Linked DNA regions of Homo sapiens: region 2 is linked to region 1. Evidence: read pairs that join two places in POLR2A ChIA-PET (ENCODE). Cell type or tissue: GM12878. All regions are shown on one strand. Links, peaks and the distances in the headings refer to the core of each region. The heading gives the core; the rest is flanking DNA. Region 1 has its middle 400 kb from the start of OR4E1. Region 2 holds the start of LOC124903284 (a long non-coding RNA gene).

Evidence for each region. ChIA-PET counts read pairs that join two places held together with the same protein. Peaks named below come from ENCODE experiments on the same cell type or tissue, not always from the same donor. Only the 100,000 strongest peaks of a DNase experiment are listed, where the experiment ranks them.
Region 2: POLR2A ChIA-PET joins it to region 1 with 5 read pairs; 1 of 35 experiments calls an interaction of 5 or more read pairs at or near these places.

Annotation. Positions count from the first base shown.
Region 1 is chr14:22,063,163-22,075,615 of GRCh38, reverse strand. It overlaps TRA and TRAV22. Among named protein-coding and RNA genes, the nearest start is that of OR4E1, 400 kb to the right of the region's middle. In GM12878, for the core only: no CTCF peak of the experiment used is centred there; a DNase peak (open chromatin) is centred at 4,445; H3K4me3 peaks cover 404 bases; H3K27me3 peaks cover 264 bases.
Region 2 is chr14:22,168,389-22,180,841 of GRCh38, reverse strand. LOC124903284 (a long non-coding RNA gene) reads left to right here and starts at 7,461. Exons shown (of 2, transcript XR_007064069.1): 1 at 7,461-7,680; 2 at 11,984-12,453. It also overlaps TRA, TRAV30 and the pseudogene TRAV31. In GM12878, for the core only: no CTCF peak of the experiment used is centred there; a DNase peak (open chromatin) is centred at 5,478.

The DNA of each region.
Region 1 (12,453 bases), core at 3,043-11,042:
GATTAGTGTATTGGTCAGGGTTCTCCAGAACTAATAGGATATATGTGTATGTGTGTGTGTGTGTGTATGTGTGTGTATACATGTATGTACATACACACACACACACACACACACACACACACATATATATATATAAAACCTGGCCTTGTAATTGTGTGTGCCAATTCTCCCTAATAAACTTTATTTATTTATTTATTTATTATGGAGAATTGGCTCACACAGTTACAAGGCCAAGTCCCATGATAGGCCATCTGCAAGCTGGGGAAAAGAGAAGCTGGTAGTGGTTCAGTCCAAGCTCGAAAGCCTCAAACCAAAGAAGCCAGCAGTGAAGCATTCTGTCTACGGCCAAGGGCATGAGAGCCACCTGCAAGCCACTGGTGCAAGTCCCAGAGTCCACAGGCCAAAGAACCTGGAGTCTGATGTCCAAGTGTGGCAGGACTCCATAACAACTGTTTCGGTACTGACTGAGTGGTTAAGATAAATATTAAAAGCCAGTGCCCTTATACAAAGGCTGGAATGTAGCAAAAGCCCACCAAGAGTTTTGCCTGGGACTTTCCTGGGCTTTTAAGCATGACAAAATAAAGGAGTAATTCTTAACAGGGCCTCTTTAGGATTAAACAAGTTTTATAGGGGGTCTGAAGAAACTCGCTAGGCCTCCACAAACACATTTATTGGAGGTCTGAAGGAACTCCCCAAACCTCTGTGATTTGGCAGAAGACCAGATAAGGCTAATCACCCCAGCACCTAAACCCATTTAGGTTAAATAAACTTACTGAGACTCTAGAAGAAGGTCTTCAGGACTCAGACCTTAGTTATAAATTAAAAGAAGTTAATCATTTATGTCTTTAAATGAATGCACACTTACATGTAGACATATAACTTAGAAGGTATATAAAACTCTGAAAAAACTTTGTAATTTTGAGTTAGTCTGGCAATAATTTCCGGGCCATGTCCCTGTAACTGACTACAGAAATAAAAACTCTCTTCCTCCCCAGTTCATCTGCATCTCGTTATTTGTCTGTAAAAAAATAGCAGCCCAAACCTCAGTTTGGTCCAGGAACGCAAGGACAAGAGAAGCAGAAGGAAGCCTCCAGTATGGGAGAAAGTAGGCAGCCAGAAGCCTCCCACCTTCTTTCACCTGCTTTGTTGTAGCTGCGCAGCCTATTGGATGGTGCCCACCCACAAAGAGTGTGGGTCTTCCTCTCCCAGTTCACTGACTGAAATGTCAATCTCCTCTGGCAACACCATCACAGACACACCCAGAAACAATGCTCTACCAGTTATCCAGGCATCCTTCAGTCCAATCAACATAACACCTAACATTAACCATCACAATTAGGGTCCATTCTTATGACTTTATCTTAACTAATTACATCTGCAATGACCCTATTTTCAAATAAGGTCACATTCTGAGGTACTGGGAGTTAGGATTTCATCTTGAATTTTGAGAAACACAATTCAACCCATAAGAGCAGCCATAGAAAACTAATATAATATGTTATCTAAAATGTCTAGTTTAAAACAAAAAATTATAAGATATACCCCAAACAGGAAAGTGTGATTCTTACACAAGAGAAATAAATTGGGTAATGGCAACTTCCTTTTCTATGACTTAGATGTTGGATTTCACAGACAAAAATTTCAAAATAGCTGTTTTAAGTATGCTCAAAGAAATAAAACCATGCTGAGGGAAGTAAAAAAGATATGATGATGACTTCTTATCAGCCAGAGAATATCTATAAAGTGGTAAAAATTATTTTTTTATGAAAGGAACAAAATAGAAATTCTAGAGTTGGGAAAGTGCAATAACCAAATAAAAAAATTGACTGGAGGGTCAAACAGTAGGTTCGGGCTCCCTGAACAAGGAATCAGTGAACTTAAAGATACATCTACAGAGATTATGCAATCTGAAAAACAGACAGAAAAAAGAATAAAGAAAAATAAACAGGGACTCAGAGAAACGTGGTACATCATTAAGCACACCAATATACGCATAGTGAGAGTACCAGAAAAAGGAAAGGAAGAAAAAGGAACAAAAAAATTTGAAGAAACAATGGCTGAGAATTCCCAGATTCAAAAAAGCATTAATCTACTCATCTAAGAAGCTCAGTGAACTCTAAGTAAAATGAATGCAAAGAGATCCACACTCAGACACATCATAGCAAAAATGTTAAAAGACAAATAGAATCTTCAAAGTAGAAAGAGAAAATCAAATATTTATGAGAGAAACTCAATAAAATTAACAGCTGACTTCTCAACAAAAACAACAGAGCTAGAAGGCAGTGGGAAGATATATTCAAAGTGCTGAAAGAAATATACCATCAATGAAGATCCTATATTCAGCAAAAGTATCTTTCAGACATGAAGGTAAAATAAAGACATTCCTAGATAAATACAAACTGAGAGAATTTATTGCAAGCAGACTCACCTTCAAGCAATAATAAAGGAAGATCTTCAGGCTGGGAGCAAGGGACTTCAAACAGTAATTTGCATCCACACACTTACTAAAAAGATAGTGTGACTGCATATTTATCCCCTTTCTACTATTAACTGATTTAAATAACTACTGTATAAAACAATACATATATAATTATATTATTGGACTTACAGGAATGTAACATATTTGATAATAAAAGAATAAAGGAGGAAGGCAGATTGCAAAACTATATTGGAGTAAGACAGTGACACCAGATGGCAACTTGAATCCACAGGAACAAATGATCACTTCTTGACCTTTTGGCTATGATTAAGTGCACAGGAACAAATGAAGAGACCCAGAAATGATAAGTAAGAAGGTTAACAACAAACACTTCAATATATATTTGCTTTCCTTTTTTCCTTCTCAGCTTATAAAACATAAGATTATATAAAGAAATAATTATAAAATTATATAAAAATTATAATAACCTATTGTTTGTAACATATATACATATAATGTGAATAACAATAATAAAGGGAATAAGAAATAGACCTATATAGAAGTGACATCTGAAAATCCCATTGGAGTTAAGTTAGCATAAAGTCTGAAGTGAATTCTGACAAGTTTAGATGTATATATATTGTAAGTACTAAAACATCCACCAAGAAAATAATTGAAAAAGCATAGTGAAAAAAATAAAGGAATGAAAATATTATACTATAAAATATTCACCTAATGCAAAGGAAAGCAGTTAAGGAGGTACAGAGGAACAAAAAAGACATAAGACAGAAAGAAAATAAAATTAAAATGCCAGATATAATCTATATCAATGATAACATTAAATGTTAATGGATTAAACAATCCAATCAAAAAGTAGAGATTATCAGAATGGCTACACACACACACACACACACACACACACACAACTATACACTGTCAGAGACACACTTTAGATACAAAGATACAAATAAGTTGAAAGTAAAAGGATAGGAAAAGATATGACTGGAGTCACTACATTATTATTAGACAAAGTATACTTTAAACCAAAAAATGTTACTAGAGATAAAAAGGGAAATTTTATAATGATAAAAGGGCATCCATTAAGAATATATCAGTTATAAACATATATGCACCTAATGACATATCCCAAAATACATGATGCACAAAAACTGACAGAATTGAAGGGAAAAACAGAAAATTCAAGAATAACAGGTGAAGACTCAATACCTCACTTTCAATAATAGATAGGACAAATAGAATACCAACAAGGAAATAGAAGACTTGAACAACACAAAAGCCAGGTAGACCTAACAGACATCTATCTACCCAAGATCAGATTACACATTCTTCTCAATCATGCATGGTTATATTTTCCAGGATAGATCATATTCTAGGTTATACAACAAGCCTGAAAAACACATATGGGAACATAACATTTTAAAGTTTTTTCTCCACAGCTATTTATCAATATGTGAATATTTAAAGAAATTTTACTTTGCTGCACTAGTGGGATAGTATGCAAATATTTGCCCTTGTCTGTTGGTACATAATGTGGTGAGGTAGACCTGAATGTGCTTGAGACACACAACTAAGCTGGATCACTGTCTAACTAATGTCTAACAACATGCTTATTGGAATGGTGTTTCTTTTCTTTTTATTCTTTTTACTTTTTACCCTTTTGGAGTCCTGCATACTGTCACTTAAATATTTATTTTGATTCTGTCCTCTTATCAGCTACTCTACTCCTTCCAAGTTAGATATTTATAGGGTAGGAGGAGGTGTGTATTGAAAAGGGAAAATAAAGACCAAAGTCTCAAACCTGTAGAGCCAAAAAGAATCTACGGTTAAAACTCTACCTATGTACAAAAGGAATATTAAGCTGTGCAAAATGCTGCTGCGGTGGCCTCGTGATGTGGTTGTTACTGGTAGAGGAACCGAGCCCGGATGAGGGTTTGTGTACAGGCCGCAGGTGCCTGGGGAGCACTGTGGCTCCACAGCACAGAAATAAACGCCTGAGTCTGTGGTCTGGGAAGAGGAAATGTACAATAAGCTGTAGCGTTCCGTAGCGACAGTCGTGGCGCTTAATCTTCCATTCTGTTTTGTCCCTGAGGGAATGTAAAACAGGTTGATGAGCTGTCCCCAAGGGTTTTGATGAAACCACTGCAAATTGTTCACAGAGTCAGAAAAATTGCACCGCAGCGTGGAATTGGCTCCCTCCTGGAGAATCAGGTCTGGAGGACTCTGCTCCACTTGTATTCCTCTCACACCTGGTCAGAAATGGAGAAAAAGTCATAGGTGATGGGCAGTTTAACATCTGAAGAATCCTGAAAATGCCCCCACAGGTTGTGTGAATAGAAAGACTGCATGACTTTTTAACTCCTTGCCCTTCCTCCCCTCAACAAGGCTGCAGCTGCTAAATCCTTTCAGATTCCCACCTTGGACAGCCCCAACTCACAGCAAACCTGGGCACTCAAGAGCCCCAGCAGAGCTCCCAATATCCTCTTCATGATGCTTTGCCTTCTTGCTCCGGGCATTTTCACCATAAGATATATTTAACTAAACCTTGGGGAGGTCGGTGTCATGACTTGGCTCTGGAACTGTTGCTGCTCCTGCAACCAATCAGCTCCACCCGACAAAGCCTGCTCACGCCCAGATGCTACTGAGTTTTTAAACAGCGTTCTGTGACAGGAAGCCCCACCCGCCGACTTAAACCTGGCTGAGAGCCGGGGTGGAAAGGGGTGGAGTGGAAGGGAAAAAGAAAGGTCATTATTCCGTAACCTGAGGGATGTTTTCTAATAATTCTGGATATAGTAAAGAATGTGAAAGATCCTGTGAGAAGGAAAGGGAGGGGCCTCCTCGGGAGGACAACGTGCCTCAACTGTAATACTAATTCGAGCCTGGAGAGGATCACAGAATGAGTGTCCACATTTTAAACCCCCAAAACAAGAATGTGTTCTGACAAGAAGGTCTTTATTAGCCAATTTAGGTGAAAGTCATTCCAGTCATGTAAAGTAATAAGAACATACATGTTATGTATTATATATGTAATAATTTTTATTATTAGAATATATGAAAAGTGTGGATTAGGACTCCTCTGAAATAATCAAGAATTGTGGTAAATATTGTTATAAGAAATGACCCTAGTAAGACTGTAAATTGTGAGAGAAAAAATAAGATCAATTCAAATTTTTTTCTACGTATTACCCTGGATGGGCAATATGTTTTATTTTTCTAATTCTTATTTTATACAAACTTCCTTTATAGCTTATCTTACAGTCCAGTAAATCTTTTTTCTTTTTTTTTCTGTCTTCCTTTTTTCCTTCCACTTTCTCCTATCATTACCTTCTGTTTCCATGTTCTTCCTTTTCTCTCTCTCTCTTTTATTTATTTACTTATTTATTTATCTATTTATTTATTTATTTTTGGTTGAGGGTAGGGGGTTCTAGTTACATGAAAGGGACAGAAGAATACTAAAGAAAAGATGGCTTTCAACAGTTTAGAAATAATTTTGGACCTGTGAAATAAAAGTTCATATTTTTTTCTTAGGAAATCTTAGGAAATAAAAATTTTTTAAAATCCGAATTCCCTTCTTTGGAATTCTCCACTTTCCCTTTTGCTGTATATGATTCTGTTTGATCCAGGATTTTCTGATAGATACAGATAAAGATAATAATATAAAGACAAAAATTTAAATATAGGTATATATATATGCATTTCAAATATAACCTAGAACTTGAATATTCATATGTCATTTATCTTGTTTTAGAGGACAGAGCTACAATTGAAAAGAATACTCAGCAAAAATATGTTTCTTATGTGCTGATAATGATTTAGTTTGTCCTTGCACATAATTATTCTTCCCTCTTTACTCTTACTGGCCCTCATCCTTATACTCAATATATTTCTCAAATCTTTCAACAACTATTCACTACTAGATCCTTCAGAGCCGTCCCTCAATTTAAGAGAAGCCTATATGCCTCCTGACGTGCTAAACCTTGAGAAAGACTACATCTTCCTCAGCATATATGGACAGCTCAGCCCAGCTGTCTTTTCCTAGGGCTGTACCTGTGGGTTGACATGAAACAACAGAAGTGTCCACAGAATGGAGAGTACCATAAATAGGGCCATGAGACCCCACGGTGGCTTTTATGAAGATAAATACTTTAAATGTAATTTTATGTAATTAGAACATCCATTTAATTCATACGTATGAACTGAAAAAATATGAGCTCACCAATTTGATTCAGTTATAGTTAAGTCAATATATTTAAGAGTGTTTGAGACCTTGGAAATTAAAAAAAAAAATGAATTGGATACGGTTTTTCCTTCAGAGAGCTTGTGATATAGTGAGGAGACAAACATCTCTCTGAATGTAATAAAGGTTTACAGGATATCATTTTTAAAAAGCATCCTTAAACACCACATGAGCACCAAGACAGTAACAATTATGTCAAACTTCTATTACAGGATGTGACTTGATGGGGGATGTGATGCTACATGCCTTCTGTGGAGGTGACGAGACTGGAGAGTAACAAAAGCAAAGATGGCAAACTTTGAAAAGTGACCCTTTGTTTTAAATACAAGAAGGACAGAAGATGAGCAAGGTTGTGGACAGTATGACCCTTAGACTCAGGCAAGAGCCCTGCCCAGAGCCTCATATTTTACAGGGCCACTCAATCACACAGACACACACACACACGCAAATGTACTGAAGAACACGGACTGTCTCTGTCACTCAGGACCGGGCACAATCTGTAACCTAAAAAACCACTAACACAATTTTTCAGATTTGAGAAAAATACTTCTTCACATACCTTGACCTTTGTCCTTTTCAAATATTAGAAATATTTGTGGGTTGTGCCACTGCTGCCATAGGAGGCAGACTCTGTTTATACGAAAATAATTTGTTTATGCTTTTCCCCCAGACTCCATCAATAATAATAATTATCTGTAGATGGATTTGGAGGTAAAGGGGATGAAAAATGAGAACACCTATATTTTCACTGAAGTAGAAATTAAAGTTCTGCAGGCACAACATTGGATTAACTGCTCAAGAACGTTCCAAATAGTTACTATTGGCACTGTGAGGAATGGTGTAGAAAAATAAGTAAATATGATCTTATAGTAGCTCAGGTTTTAGGTTTTGGAAGAACCTCCATACTGTTCTTCATAGTGGCTATACTAATTTACACTCCTACCAACAGTGTACAAGGGTTCCCTTTTGTCCATGTCCTTGCCAGCATTAACACTTTTTGTTTTTATATTTTTTGGTTCCATACTTCTTAATTGACTTCATATGACTCTGATTTGGAATTGGGGCCAAGGGTGGAGGGGTTTCAAGGAAGGGAAGGAAAAAATTAATTAGCTAGCCCCATCTTTCCTCTCAGCACGGAGGCAATAGATTCTTACAAAAAGAAATACTGTTTCCCGAGGGTGCTGAGGATCTATTTTCTTGCATCTCTTATGTACTCATTTGTGGTTCTTCAGGGTACTCATGAATCAGCATAGTATTCACTATAGTTGCTCATGATGGCTGGAACACTTTGTAATATTCAACAACATTAGTTTTAAATTGCATATATTTTATCCTAGATTGAATCTGCATAAAGAGTGACACTGATTAGCTTCTTTATATACTAGATGAATGTTGAAACTAGCATTTATTTTAAATACTGTGATCGAATTAAACTTAAAAACAAATAAATTCTAATTTTATTTAAATATATTTTATTAAAGCTATTCATTGTTAATTATTATTTATATTTTGCTTTTTAGGTTTACTAGATTATTCTAATGGTTTAAAAGAAAATTAGCTGTTTTTAAAAGTTATGAAAATAATTTGTTTTTGCTTTTGCCCCAGACTCCATAAATAATAATAATCTGGAAATGGATTTGGAGGTAAAGGGGGTGAAAAATAAGAACACCTATATTTTTACTGAAGTAGAAATAAAAGTTCTGCAGGCACAACATTGGATTAACTGCTCAAGAACGTTGCAAATAGTTACTATTGGCACTATGAGGAATGGTGTAGAGAAATAATTAAATATGGTTAAGGAATCAACAATAGTTATTGGACACTCAGCAAGTATTAGGGAAATTGAATTGAAAGGGAGAAAAACAGAGAGAGGTAATCTGGGTAGAACTGATAAAGGGTAGGTCATCCATAGAACAACCAACCCCAAGATTCCACATGGAACTCTGCCATGATGTTGTGTTTAATTTAGACTGCCTTTCGCTGGGGACCACCAGATTAAAAAAATAAAGCCTTTTTTTTCCCTTTTATATTGTCTTTGGAAAGATTGCCTTGCACACATCCTTAAATGTCAGCTTTAATTAAGTCTCCCAGTCTCAAATACTTTCATCAGTGAGCTGAAGTCCTTTGAAGAGGCTTCTTTCCTCAAAGGACTGTAGCTCACTGAAGTCAGGATACTGGGTAAAATAATCTGTAGATAATGCAGCTTGAAATAAACACTCATTCTGGGTTTCTGATTGTTTGAGAGATGAGATTAATAACTAAAAGCAAATTGATTTGCCTTATACCAATCCACATGGCCAACCTTAAGTCATCCCAGTCCATCACTATCTGAAATACCTTGGTGCAAATCACCTCCTCCTGCTTGTTACAAATCCTATAGTCTAATTTCTTCTAGAATCAGGTACAAGCTCTTTCCTTTGCAAAATGGCAAATAAGAAAATAAATTAAAGAAATCTAAGATGTCCATAGGAACTAAATGCTAGACAGGATTCTACTTTCTTTGTACTGTTTGCTTTCACAGAACACGTCAACTTCCTGAAAATAACTGAGGCTGAGATCCTTAGTTGTTTAAGCTATGTGTCTCAGGTAGTTTTTATGTAGCCCCCACTACAGTCCTGGGCAATGCGGGACTCAGCACAGAAGTACTCAGCGTGTCGTTCCAATAGGCTGAGGGTTTCCTCAGGAGGAAGCAGTTTTCATTCTTCTTAAATTCAGCCTCAAAACCGTTAATTCCTGAAAGAACCCTATATCCTGATAGGTACTTCAGGAGAAGCTGGAGTCCTTGGCTGAGGTATTGCACATATCAGAAAATATATGTTGGAACAGAAGATCAATAATAGTTACACCTCAGCTCCAGAGGGGCTCCTTCAGAGACAGCGACATGAACGTCAGGCTGAGTCACAGAATGGGCAGTGGTTTTTCCTACAATGCCAATGCTATGTCAGTGAACTCAGCTAACACAAAAAGTCCGTATTCAGAGTCAAATAGACAATGCTCCATTTGTGGACAAGAGAGTAAAATGGAATGATACCCACTTGGGAACAGGAGTACCCCAAGCGTCAAGACACACAATGAGATCTAGCCAAGCACTGAGGGAGCAGCATGCACCTTTCCAGGAGATTCCCCACAGACACAATCTGACCACGGGGTAACTTGAATCCAGGTTGAAACTAAGGAGAAATGGCAGGGATTTAGATTTCTTCTTCTTAGGGATCTTGTAGAAACTGCTAGTAAGAGATGCTCTCTTGACAAACTTGCCTGCCTCTGGTGTCTGAGATTCTTTATACATCGCTGTCTAAAAGAATGCTCAGTCAGAAAGGACACCTCTTTAACCTGTAGAGAAGGAAGGAGCTTATTCTAATCTTTTAAAGAAAAGCCATTTCCAATTTAGGCAACAACACCCTCCAGGGGCCAAATAGAGGGCTAAGAGAAATTCACAATTTTTGTGAACTTCCTCCACATCCTTCCTGCCCTTCTAGTGTTGAATTTCAAAGATTTATGATAATGTACAAAGGAGGATTTATGTTTGTAAGCCTGAAACTTACAAGATGGAGGATTTTAAAAAGAATAACATAAAAATAAGAATAAAACTGGGTACAAAAATAATTTTAGGTCAGAAAATCACAACAAACTATAAATTTTAAAACACGAATACCATAAATACAGAATTCAGAAATTTACATATTTCCTTGTTTATCTGACACACTTCTATAATACTTTATTTTTAAATTTTCAATTTTTGTGGGTACATAGTAGTTGTATATATTTTAGGGGTACACGAGTCGTTTTGATACAGGCATGCAATGTGAAATAATCACATCATGGAGAATGGGGTATTCATCTCCTTAAGCACTTGTCCTTTGTGTTACAAACAATCCAATTACACTCTTAGTTTAACTGTACATTATTTCAAAATTCACAATTAAATTACTTTTGACTATAGTCACCCTGTTGTGCTATCAAATAGTAGGTCTTACTCATTCTTTCTATATTTTTGTACTCATTAACCATCCCCACCTCCCCCCTCATTCCCTCACTACTCTTCCCAGCCTCTGGTAACCATCCTTCTACTCTCTATGTCCATGAGTTCAATTGTTTTGATTTTCAGATCCCACAAATAAATGAGAACATGCAATGTTTGTCTTTCTGTGCCTGGCTTATGTCACTTAACATAATGAGCTCCAATTCTGTCTATGTTCTTGCAAATGACAGGATCTCATTGTTTTTTATGGCTGAATAATACTCCATTGTGTATATGTACCACATTTTATTTATTCATTCATGTATTGATGGACACTTAGATTGCTTCCAAATCTTAGCTGTTGTAAACAGTGCTGCAACAAACAGGAGTGCGGATACCTCTTCAATATACTGATTTCCTTTCTTCTGGATATATACCCAGCAGTGGAATTGCTGGATCTTATGGTAGCTCAGGTTTTAGTTTTTTGAGGAAACTCCATACTGTTCTCCATAGTGGTTATACTAATTTACACTCCTACTAACAGTGTACAAGAGTTCCCTTTTCTCCACGTCCTTGCCAGAATTAAGATTTTTTGTTTTTATATTTTTTGGTTCCATACTTCTTAATTGACTTCATATGACAATAAATTTGTAATATTTCCTATATAGAGAAAATAAGATAATGAAGTCTTTACTCCAAACATGTTTGATCAATTTTTTTAATTCACAGTTATGGTTGATGGATCAAGCAAAAATAATAACACTGTCTGATGAGGTTCTAAATATATATTGGGGAAAACATAAAGAAAACTGTATCATGAATTGGTGAGGACAACTGAATGTAAAGGGAGACAATGTTTTTATACTTCATTTAAATTGGTGGAATGACATCACCAATAGACAACTGTGTTATCTATTTATAATAGCCATTAGAGCAAACACTGAAGAAAGCTACACAAAAATACACATCCAAGGCATTATAGGTAAATTGAATGGAATTTTAGAAAATGTCAAATAATTCACAAGAAGTTAGGAGATAAAACACAGGGAAACAAAAAACAGAACAAACAAAATTAAATGGAAGATTAATCACTAAAATATACATTACATTAAATGCAAATGATGTACATATACCAATTAAGATACAGAGATTGGTCTACAAACAGCAATGAAAAGAGAGTTAAAATACAGAGAAAGTGAAAAGAGTGGAAATATGATCCAACTACAGCTGTCTACGAAGACCTCATTTCTAACTTAATGACATAGGCATGTTGAAAGTAAAATATAGGCCAGGTGCGGTGGCTCACGCCTGTAATCCCATCACTTTGGGAGGCCAAGGCTGGTGGATCATGAGGTTAGGAGATTGAGACCATCCTAGCTAACACGGTGAAACCCCGTCTCTACTAAAAATACAAAAAATTAGCCGGGCGTGGTCGCGGACGCCTGTAGTCCCAGCTACTTGGGAGGCTGAGGCAGGAAAATGGCGTGAACCCGGGAGGCGGAGCCTGCAGTGAGCCAAGATTGCGCCACTGCACTCCAGCCTGGGCGACTGAGCAAGACTCCGTCTCAAAAAAAAAAAAAAAAAAGAAAGAAAGAAAGAAAGTAAAATATATATCGTGCAAACATTAATCAAAGGAAAGTCAAAATAATTATATCGATATCAGGTAAAGTAGACTTCTGAGCAAAGCAAAGTACCAGAGACAGAAGAGACAGAAAGGAACATTATATATTGTTGAAAGGGTCAGTCTTTCAAGAAGGAATAGCAATGCTAAATGTGTATACACCAACCAAAAGAGCTGAAAAATACATGGAAGAAAAA
Region 2 (12,453 bases), core at 1,875-9,874, 110 kb before region 1:
TAGAATACTATCCTTAAATACATAAGTTTTCCTAAAACCATCTTACTGCTTTGTGAGCCACTTAAAAGCTGGCTTCTTGAATTACTATTGATTTATGAATCTCTATTTTTTAGAGTACTCTACCTCAGCTTTTAGCTGTCCCTGAATTCCTTCAGCACAAAGAGGATCTCTCTTTCTGTTCCTCACCCCTCACTCCTCTAGCAATAGTTTGCCGTTGCTTGTTATTTAGTGCTTACGAGGCTCGCTGTGTGGGTAGGTGGACTTCTCTGTTGTCTTGGTCCAGCTTCAATCTTAGACTGGCCCCATGTGCTTGGATCTTGGATTTAGGGTTTTCTCAGCATTCATACCTTTCCTCCCTGTGGCAGCCAAACACTGCCGTGTTTCTCTGTGGGTGTGGTGTGAGAGAGTTTTCTGCTTCTTTCTTACAGGTAGCAAAATTAGAATGGTATTGTTACAGGGTCTTCAGCTCAGAATGGTTTCCTGTCTCTACCCAAAGGTAGAGATTTTTTTCCCTTGACTCTTTTCTTTGCTGTTGTGGATCTTAACCTGTGCTCTAGGGGGTGACAGAATGCGCTGTCAGGTCTTTAGCCCCATCCCCAACAGCTTAAAGCTTTTCCTCCTGCAAGAGGCTGATTTAGGCAAGAATGCTGGGATTTGTGCTTTCCTGCAGTGACTGCCAATTATGTCTTGTAAGCCTACACTTTTGCTGGGGCTCTCTCTGTGTCTCACCCTGCCCCTAATTACTTCTTCCAACATCTGTGAAATGGCCCTACCAGTGAATATAAACTCCTTCTATGTCTGCAACTCCCAGCAGTTCTATATTCTGATGATAGCTCTCACTCAATCTTTTACCCAGTTTCTTTTTCTTGCTTGTATGGCAGATAACATTTCTTTTTCTATGCTCTGCTGCAGTTGTGCCAGTCCATAAGCTGCCTGTCTCCCTTGGAGGAGTGTTTTCCTCATTGGAGTCCAGCCTACTTATTTGCCCTGTAATCTCAGGTCTCTGATGGGTTAAAGCAAAGTTACAATTTTTCTATTTATCCAGCTTTACTTATTGAGGCAGAAGCAACACTCTTTTCTAGCAGGAATGGGAACTCTAGCCATCTTCCATTGCATCTAAAATTGAAATATTGGTATCAGAAACGCAAGACCTTTGTCAGTATTCTCTCTGAACCATAAGAAGCATTGCAAATCATATTATCACTGTACATCACAGATCATAATTGAAATACCTCTCTCCTATTCAGTCTGAGAAGGAGGGCATTGTTTTCCCTTCTGCTGCACCATTTTCCCTTCCATTTTCTTTTAAAAGAAGACTAAGGTCTTTTCTCAAAAAATGTTGAGAGAATTTTATATTTAATTGTTAAAAGTCTCACAGAGACTAGAGTCTTTATTGGGCCGCTTGATGGAAGAATTGGCAAGTGTCTGAGTTATTTATTCTGTGGCTTCAGTTAGGTTGTGAGTCATGGTAGTAAATTTGGACTCAATAAGGAGAAATCCCAAGAAACATAGCAAGGCTGAGGAATTAGATAATTACAATTTACTTTGGTTCGGATGGGTTTTCTCTGGGCTCTTCATAGATTTTGAAGATGCGATTATGGATATTATGAATATCTACAGAGCAGTCTCCACATTTTTATCTACCTTGGGCTTAATAAAAAAAATATGGAGAGAAACAATTTTTAATCCATACAAGAGAACTTGGATATTTCTCTTGAAACAATTAGAAGCAACTGAAGAGCTTTGCGTAGGACATATTTTCATTTCCTGAATGAACAAGTGATTGACTGAACCAATGAGAGTAAGAATCCAAGTATGGCAATCTTATTTTGAATTCAGATAGATAAAATTTTAGAGGAGGAATGTCCAGTTTGCTCTGAAATAGGTAACAACCAAGAAAGGGCAGATACTTTGTGTATTCCAGTTTTGGTGTTGGCAAGTTGTCAAAACCTTAGCTGAGAGCACAGAATTAAGAGAAGAGGAAGGTTAAGGCTTAGGCACTGTGTCAGGCCTGCAGCCACATGTGATAGGGTTCACTTAGCATCCTTAGCAGAGGATTCATAGGAGGGATTTTTAGGAGAATCTGTAGGGAAGAAAAATGACTCATCAGAGTCAGAAGACTAGTCTTATGTGCTTGACCGAAACAATTGGGTTTGGGGACTGAATAAAGAAATACGGGATTTAGAAACTGCAGTCTCATTTCTGGAGTTTCCATGAATTAGTTAGGTGGCTACAAGATTAACTACAGATCCTAGCATCTGTAGCAGTGTCTCCCCACATATCTCCTTTCTCTGTTGTGGTTAACCAAATCTTGTGATAGGCATGTGACTGCAGGGAGGACCCAACTAGCAGACCCAGCTGCAAGGAACATGAGAATCAGAAAGCATGGTAAGCCAAGCTGGAGTTGGCAGGATTAGAGTGAAATGTAGCCAAGGAGATAGAAAAATGCATCTGGTCCAGAATAGGCTGCTGTTCTACATGGTCCAAAAGTACTCCAGTCTATAGTCTCACCAAGATTGCATCTCTCTGGCCAGTGTTTAGGGATCCTGCCATAAAAATCTTTATTTTGTATGCGTGTTTTTTTTCCCTAGTGTCTTCCATACTATTTTCCTCAAGAGATTTGGTTGAGCAGATATAAAGTCCTGTACAATCAATTAAGCTTTAAAATTCCATGTTTCACATGTTGCTTTTTTAAACGGCATACTCCATGGGAAGAAATAGAGATGTGATGTCATCCGAGCAGTATGGCTTTTACATGTGGTCCTGTGTGGTTTCTAAGGCAGTTGTGAGGGTGTGCTTCCTGGAATGAACTCAATGACTTCCTTTCTGGGTCTTATCTTATGCACCCTAACCACCAGCTGCTAACAAATGCCTGGGTAAGGTTTGTGAGTTTTTCCTGAGAATGTGGGAATAGGCAATTGCCTCAGGTTGAGTTCCGATCTTTTTGTAAGGCTCTTCTAACATGTTCTTCACAGTGGGCTCTTTGAGACAACAAAAATATGTTGCAGGTCTTCTGGCTGTGATGATGATATGATAAGCTGAATAGTTTTAGTTGCTTTCTGGAAGCTCACAGAATATTGACCCTGTGTCGCATTGGTTTCTGCATCTGTTTGCTGATAAATGAGGAAAATAATCTTCCCATTGGGAGACCTTTTGTACCAATACAATATGTAATATACAATATTAGTTTTGTATGCACAGTCCAGTTTCACGGTCTCACCCTCCTGCGTAGATATTGCTGGTTGGGATTGAATGACCCTCTGTGACATGCTGGATCCCGTAAATGAGAAGAAATAACAAGATTGGTCCCCTGAGCTGACCTGTAAGAGAGCTTCCAAGAACTTTTGGGGCAGGGGTTAAACCTTCAGTAAAGGCAGGAGTCAGAATCTGGTTCCTTTCCTCTTCCTTCTTATTACACCTGAGTGTTTGTCACATATGACCAGTTGTTCATCCCCTCTTCCCTCCCCACTGTCTTCTCCCAGTCCTAGACTGTCCTCAGCCTATCAGCTACTGTCCTTACCAAGGAAGGCAGAGGCCATGAGTGCCCGTAATATGCTGCCAACAGTCATGTTGGCACCTCTATTTCTAGGAAAAAAAACTGCCTGCTCAGAGCCTGAGACCTACTTTATTCAGTTTTGTATAAAGCTCCACCTAGAATTATTGGAGGTGAGCAATGCATCTGTCTCAGAATAGGAAAGAAAGTGGTACAGTGGGGAAGGCAGGGGCAGGGACAAGTTGTTAAATCATATCCTGCTCATACTTGCACAGACTAAATTGAGCCACTAGATGTGTTTAAGACAGCTCTTTCCCTAGCAAAGTTTGCTTAGTTATTCTCCAGACATTTTGGGGCCACAAAATTTTATTCCCAGATTTAGACTGAGATTAAAAAGATACCTATATATTTTTTTGAGTGAAGAAAATATATTTTACTTTAAAATACAGATGTGGTTTTGTATCCTTGGATGTAGATAGACATACATATATTGTTACACACAAAATTTCAGGGTGATACTAGAAACTATGATGTTTTCCCTGCCTCCTTTCCATCTTAATTGATGATTTCAAACAATTCTTTTGCAGTCTACTCTGTTTTCTGATTATCTTAGACTTCTGCTTATCCTCCCAATGTGTGATTTTGGTAACTTTGTTAAGACAAAAGAAAACTTCCATTCTATTCAATTTTATTTCTCTTGGCTCAGTTATAATAGAAGATCACTTCCATTGATAAAATATTATTTCCCATCATCGTAGTCCATTTTATGTTACTATAAAGGAATACTGAGACTGGGTAATTTATAAAGAAAATAAATTTATTTGGCTCATGATTTTGTAGAGTATACAAGAAGAATGGCACCAGCATCTGCTTCTGGTGAGGGCCTCCGGCTCCTTCCACTCATGGTGGAAGGCAAAGGGGAGCTGTTGTTTGCAGAGATCACAAAGTGAGAGAGGAAGCAATAGAGAGGGGGACATACGAGGCTCTTTTCAACAACCAGTTCTCTTGGGAACTAACAGAGTGAGAACTTATTCATTCTCTCCACTCCAGAGCATTAATCTATTCAGAGGGATCTGCCTCCATGACCCAAGCACCTCCCATTCAACCCTAATTCTGACACTGGGGATCACATTTCAACATGAGATTTGAAGGGGACAAACATTCAAACTATAGCACTTGGGATTCCAGGCTACTGGACAGTTTCTGAGATAATAATACAATTATCTTTTTTCTCTACTTTTACCCCTAGCCCCTCAAGTTGCCCAGATTAAAAAAATATTCTGGAGCTGCCATACCATGTTGATTACCACCCATAATTTGATTTAGAGAACCTAGGCTCACTTAAAATGACCACCTTTGGTTAATAATAAAAATACTAGATAAAATTCACTGAACATTTATCATGCTCTAGGAACATTATGTACATATTATTACTTAATCCTCCCCTTGTGAGACAGTTGAATCTTGTGAGAAATTATTACAGAGAGGAGACAGAGGCTCAGACACATGCTCAAGATCACGTATACAGTAAATGAAGAACCTGGGATGTAATCGTCCTCTAATTTAAGAGAATGAATTTTAATTCCTGCATACTACCTCTTGTTACCTTCCTTTTCCTACTTCTTGTTATCTTATCTCTTTCTTTTATTTTTTGCCCAAAATTAAAACAGAGGAATTACTTCTATTGAGTTAAAAGAAGTGTTACAGATTATCATGAGATCTAGAATCTAAATCCTTTTATTAATCTTTTTTAGATTAATTTTATTGAATATAAATTACATGAAATAATATATCACATTTTAAGCATAACAGTCAAGCTGTTTTTGAAAAATGTATATGTAGCAGGATGAGCCACAGACAAAACCTCTCAGACACCAAGTTGTAGAAGGAAGGGCTTTATTCAGCTGGGAGCATCGGCACACTACTGCCTTAAAATCCAAGCTCCCCAAGTGCACAATTTCTGTCCCTTTTAAGGGCTCACAACACTAAAGATTTCACATGAAAGGGTTGTGATTGATTTGAGCAAGCAGGAGGTATGTGACAGGGGCTGCATGCACCAGTGGTCAGAGAGAAACAGAACAGGGCAGGGAGTTTCACAGTGTTCTTCTATACAATGTCTGGAATCTATGAATAACATCAGTTTCTAAGTTATGAGTTGATTTTTAACTACTGGGTTTAGGCCAGGCAGGCCCAGACCTGGTTTCGGGCCTGGCGTCAGGCTGCCTGTCTTTGGTTTTACTTCCTTGTTGTTTTTTCTTAAAACAGGTACTGAGTATAAAACAATATAAAACAGTACGAGAGGGTCTCTCTCTTCCCTCATTTACATCTGTGTAACCACTATCCTAATCAACATATAGAATATTTTATCACCTTTTAAGTTCCTATGTGACTTACTGTTGTCAATGTCCTTCTTCCATTCCCAATACCTGGAAACTACTGATCTGATTTTTGTCACCATCGATCAGATTTGCTTTTTTCTAAAATTTCGTATGTATACAATTATATGGTAGGTATTCTTTTGTGTCTAGCTTATTTCTTTCAGAATAATGCTTTAAAATTTATCCATATTGGTGAAAGAATCAGTACTTTATTTCTTTTGGTTGCTAAGTACTATTCAGTTTTATGACTTGTGATATTATGAAGTATATATTCAATCTTTGACCCCTTTTCCTGACATACGACTCCTAAAATACTTAGAAACTCTGAAGCGATGTCTTATCTTTGTTAATGATTGACTGAACGGATGGCTGGCAGCCCCTGGGTAACTTCAGGATGGGGGATGGGAGAGACAAAGGCATGATTAGAGAGTTGGGACTTTCAGCTCCATCCCCAATATCTGGGAAGGGGAGAGAGTCTGAAGGTTGACTACCAATGGCCAATGATTTAATCAATTATGCCTGTTTAATGAATCTTCCATAAAAACCTAAAAGGACTAGGTTCAGAGAGCTTCCAGATAGCTGAACACATGGAGGTTCCTTGAGAGCGGTGTGCCCCAAGACAGTGAGGACGCTCTGCACCCCTTTCCCCCATACCTTGCCCTTTGCATCTCTTCATCCTTATGCTTTGTAATATATGTATGCCTTTATAATAAACTAGTAAATGTAAGTAAGTGTTTCTCTGAGTTCTATGAGATGTTCTAGCAAATTAATTATTAATTGAACTCAAATGGGGGGTCATGGGAATCTCAATCTGGAAAGAAAAATAAAATCTGAAAACCACAAAGTTATTATGCCAAGGGGAAAATTAAGGTTGGAAACGGAGTCACACAAAACACTGCCTTCCTTCTGTTCCCAAACAGGTAACTCTAATTTCACATGCTTACTCTATCGTATGTAAAATGTAGATTTACTGAGGATGAGATGAATGCTTAATTGATTTTTTCCTCTACTCTCTTTTTTTCACACACAAAATGTGGATTCATTGAGTGTTAATCAAAGCCTTATAAGAATGTAACCACTTGTCTCATTGCCTACTGTCCCTCCTTTTTTCCCCTTTCCCTCCTGCTTGCTCTTACACCTTAAATAGTTAAGTTTCCAAAACCCTCTTTGGAAAAACACAGGTCAAGGATCCTACTGTGACTTATGTTTCTATTTCCCAGGCATATCCTCGACTGGCAAAATAAACCTCTAATCAATAGAGATCTGCCTCAGTCACTTTTTGGCTTACATGTTGGTGACCACGAAGGGACTCTGAGTGGAGTCTGGCTCTTGGCCTCCAGCAGGTCTCCTATTGGGGCCCTGGTACCGGCTGGAGCTCTTTATTACTCTTACAGATTGGATGATTTGCTATGTAAGTTCTGGGAACTTCTCCCTCCAGAGATCCCTGATCTCCCCCAAATTTTCAATTGGGATCTGAGGTTTATTCTGCTGTAAAACTCCTTTTCTGGTAGTTTCTGCTTCCATGATGGCAGACAGCAGTCTTCAGCTTGGGTCCATCTCCAGGTAAGGAGCTGGTTTCATATTGGGATTTGGTAGCTGAAGGGCAAGGTTTATTGTCAGTTGGCTATAACTTACCCTTATGCTGAGAGATCGCAATTATATGTGAATTCTGTGATCACTTTTTCTGGTTTTTCTTTTCAGTTTTGGTCCACCTTCTGTTAGACTTTACCAACTCCTGGCCCCCTCTAATGTTGAATGAAACTCTGCAGCTGGAGAAAGTCAATTTTCACTTCTAAAAACCCTGGCTGGGTAAGAAAGGTCAACAATTTGACTACCTGAGAAGTTTCATTTACACAACAAGACCCTTTTCCCATCCTTTCTTTCGGTGCAATTAATTTAAAGATTTTAGGGATCTCTTATTCTAAACAATTAACAAAGAGATCACATTTAAAAAGGACATATAATAGTGTCATGGCCAGCCTTAAAAATTCTCTTGACTAAATTAAGAGTGAAAAATCTGACCTAAACCAGTTCTGGTAGGTAAAATTCCTGCAGAGGCTTGGGTTTGCTTTCTGGTCAAGGAAAAACAAAGGCCACTCCACCTGTGGCCCAATAGTTAAAATTCTGCACTTTCACATCCACAGGGTGAGTCTGATTACTGGTCAGGGATCCAGCCCCTCTCGGTTTAATATTTGTGTGACTTTTTTGTTGGGTATCAATTTATTATTGATCTTTATGATTGATCTTTCCCACTTCCATAGCTTTTTGTTTCCTGTCTTTTTTCATCTGTTGGGGGCACATGAGGCTTTGGGGCCTTTGTGTGCATATGGTCAGCTGAGAAGGTAAGACTCTAAACACATGGCCTGACAGAAATATGGGTTATACCCCATTTATTGGTAATGAAACTTTCCTTCGCTGAGCGATCTTTGGGGTGATTCTGGATCTTGTTAAAAAATGCTTGCCAACTCTTTGGAGACAGCTTGTGTACCCACGGTTATATAATAACCTTGATTAAGGCACCTGGGGGTATATCTTTTGGTAAAGAAGTTCAAAAGTCAGAAATATCAACTGTTTGTCTCAGCTAAAATCTGATAATAAGAGATTTGACAGGATTTATTTAAAGGGCTCCATAGTCAAAAGTTGACTTAATTAAAACTGATATTTAGGCTATGTATGTATTTACTTACTGCTTTAAGGCCTCTGTTCTCTCTCTCTCTGTAAACATTTCTCAGGCAACTGAATTTCTTCTTAAACCGCTGCTAGGAATGTGCACTCCCTCTGTCTCTCTCTTTCTATCGCCCTTTCCTTCCTCTTGCCACCCTCAGTGCCACATAAGAAGACAAAAACAAACAAACAAACAACAACAACAACAAATTCTAACAGCCTGGGATTCCTTAAGAAAAAACAGAAAATGTGCCACAGACCCATTTATGGGAGAAACTGCTATTTTTTTCCTCAGGGAATCCCAAGAGTTGAAAATGGACAGTGTCTTCTCAGATCTAAAACTCTTCTCTCCTTTGCATTGCACTACCAGAAATTTTTGCTTCTGGAGTTACTAGAAATTTCTTTTTATTGTGAAAAGCTTGCCTTTGGTGTGTACAATGGCTAAGGAATGGGCTGATCGCAGAGTGGGCTGATTGGCAATGGGTTGCCCACCAGCCTCAGGGGAAATGTATTTGCAGTGAAATGTACAGTGAAAACATGGCGTGTCCTAATCCCCATGGTGTTTACCTCTTTTGGGGGACCCAAGATTTAGTGTGAGTTATGCTTTGAATTCAATGGTCCAGATAAAAAAGAGACTAAATTAAAAGCACCTATCTAAATGAAATTGGTCACCTTATAAAAGCCCGTGATAAATTTATATAATTTTGTGTTACTTGGCATCCATGTTTTCAATCTTCCTCTAACACAACCAAATTTAAAGAGCTTAAATTCCCTGTCTCTGTCTGTATTTTGAGATGCAAATCCTTTATCTTGTTTCACCTGAGAGTTATCACTTCAGAAATGCAAATTTAGGGTCGCCTAACAGTTGCCTAGAGCAATAAAATAGGTAATTGAAACTGTGAATAAAAACAACTACTTAAATTTGGTAAATAAAAAATCATATAGTTCTACAAGATCTGCTTCTGTCTGTGTGTCTGTGTGTCTAGTGTCTATATATTTATATGTGTTATGTGTATGTGATGTTTCACAACCAAAATATGTGAAAGAGTTCTAATTAATTGACTTAAAAAGTAAACACTTAAATATTTTATGAGAAAAATAGAAACCTTAACTCAAACACCTTTAAGTTCATGTGACTTTAGTAATCTTTAACAAATAAAGACAATTTAAAAATTATTGGTGAAATAAAATAAAATAGAAACCTCTTCCAAATTTAATTTAGACATTTTGTCTGTCTATTGGCCTGTTGTTCAGATATTATCTCTGCTAGATGTTTTAAGATCATAAAATGTGTTTTTATGACAATTTTTGACACTTAACTTGTCTATAAACTATGTTTTTGGATTTGGGCCTTTAGGAGATTGTGAAGCCTAGCTCCAGGGATTGTCCTTTGTCTTGGACTCTGTATCTGGTGCTTAATTAGAATTACTTACTTCCTCAGTTTTTCACTAAGAATAAGAGTTACTAAGAAGTAACATTACAGTTTATGTATATAATTATACTAGCTATGGCCGGGCGCAGTGGCTCACACCTGTAATCCCATTACTTTGGGAGGCTGAGGCGGCCCGATCACCTTAGGTCAGGAGTTCAAGACCAGCCTGGCCAACATGGTGAAACCCCATCTCTACTAAAAATACAAAAAATTAGCCAAGTTTGGTAGTGTGTGCCTGTAATCCCAGCTGCTTGGGAGGCTGAGGCACGAGAATTGCTTGAACCCAGGAGGCGGGGGTTGCAGTGAGCTGAGATTGCATCACTGCATTCCAGCCTGGGCGACAAGAACGAAACTCCATCTCAAAAACAAAACAAGACAAAACAAAACAACAAACTACTAGCTATAAGAGAAACAGTTATATATGCAAAGTGTATAAAGTTGTTTTGTGTTTTTGATAAAAAGCTTCTAAGAAGGCATGGGAATCTGGTTTCTGTTAAAGAGAAAGTAATTTTTCCCAGCATGGAGATCTTTTTAAATTAATTTTTTAAAATTAAGTTTTTAAAAAGTTAATTTTAAAGTTTTCTGAGTAAAAAAAATGATGGATAAAACTCAATGAATATAGAAAGTTGAAAAATTAAATTTTTGTTCTAGGGTAGACTGATAGGACAAGACTAAAGATTTAAGCAAGTTGTAGAATGTTTGTGGAAGACTGATCTTGTGGAAGGAATTCTGTGTGTGATTATTTTGTTTGTTTTTTCTTTCTTTTTCTTTTTCTTTTTTTCTTTTTTTTTTTTTTTTGAGACAGGGTCTCACTCTGTCACCCAGGCTGGAGTGCAGTGGCGTGATCTCGGCTCACTGCAAACTCCACCACCCAGGTTCAAGTGAGTCTCATGCCTCAATCTCTCAAGTAGCTGGGATTACAGGTGTGTGTCACCACACCTGGCTAATTTTTATATTTTTAGTAGAGTTAGGCTTTCGCCATGTTGGCCAAGCTGGTCTTGAACTCCTGGCCTCAAGTGATCCACCCGCCTCAGCCTTCCAAAGTGCTGGGATTATAGACGTGAGCCACCACACCTGGCCATTCTCAATTCTTATCAACATATGACTCAATTAAAACTTGTTGAGTGTTTCCTACATGCAGTGTTGTGCTGGGTTGATGTGAAAGGAACAATTGAGGAAGGATCTTGACCATTGGGCAAACTGGTAAGATAACTCAGGGTCCCTTGGGCAAAGCTGGAAATCAATCAGAATAAACCTCAATGAGAAGAGAAGGCAAGGCAAATATAAAATTGAAGTACTTCTAAATGCCATTTCCCCAAAACAGATATTTAAAACCTTGGAAAAAATAATGCTAGTGACCTTTCCAGATAGGTAACAAGATTAACAATCTAAATACCTACCGTGTACAATCCTCACGTCCAAGAAAGAACCAGACAATTTTTTTTTTTTTTTTTTTTGCTGTCCTATTGTCAAGCTGTGGGTACCTAGGAGAAGAAAGAGAGGTTACTTTTCACTTTCAGATAGGAATGCAGAGATCCAAAAGGAGTTTATATGTATAGCTTCAGTCAAATAGGAATTCACTCCAGTTTTTGAAACTGAAATCTATGTAATTTTCTCTGAATCTAAGTTATCTATCATATAATACCAACAAAGCAATTAAATAATTATCAAGAAAACAATGCCAAATTAGATATGGTCTTAAGGCCATGGCTTGCTTTTTGTGTTATATGTTGAAGCAAATGAATTTCCTTCAGGTTTCTCTTTTATCATGGATGAACCTTCTGGTAAGTTCCCCATACTCCTGTGGTGGGCATCTATGCTAGGGGAGCATCTGCGGCTCAGCTTTAGGTTTGAGTACAGGTCTTGGAGGCCTGGGTATCACTGTGTCTCTGTGCCGCAGAAGTAGGTTCCTGAGTAACTGAGCTGGGAGGCCGTAAGGTACAGGGAGCTTTGCTGCTTTTTTTCATTAAATGAAGCAGATATTTTGTCATGACCCTTCTGTTCTCCACCCTTCAGTAATATCATCAGGAAGACGGGTGCTTCACCATGCTTCTGCCTGTACCAGTGTACAGAATATAAAGCCTTGGAGGAACTGCAGTTGATGACAGCATCTTCCCCTTCTCGGAGGATCACGGCTTGAGGACTCTGCACTGGTTGTTGGCTTCTCACCCCTGATCAGAAAGACAATCGAATGAGATGCTCAATCTCGTGAAGGGAAGGGTGATTTTCTCTCTTCCTTCCTTATTTAAAACATTAAGCATCACCACATAATTACGGTACATTTTCCTCACTTCTTAGGTCTGGTTCTTAAAAGGGCCCTTCCCAAGACAGAAAGCTATTGTCATTAAGATGCTGTCATATCACAACCTCTCCCAGACTGAATCGTGTACTCACAGGTCAACTGCCACAACAAGGTGCCTGAAAGCACTTTCAGGAGAGTCTCCATCCTTGGCCTGCCAGAATATCCAGTCAGCTTCTGAATGGGC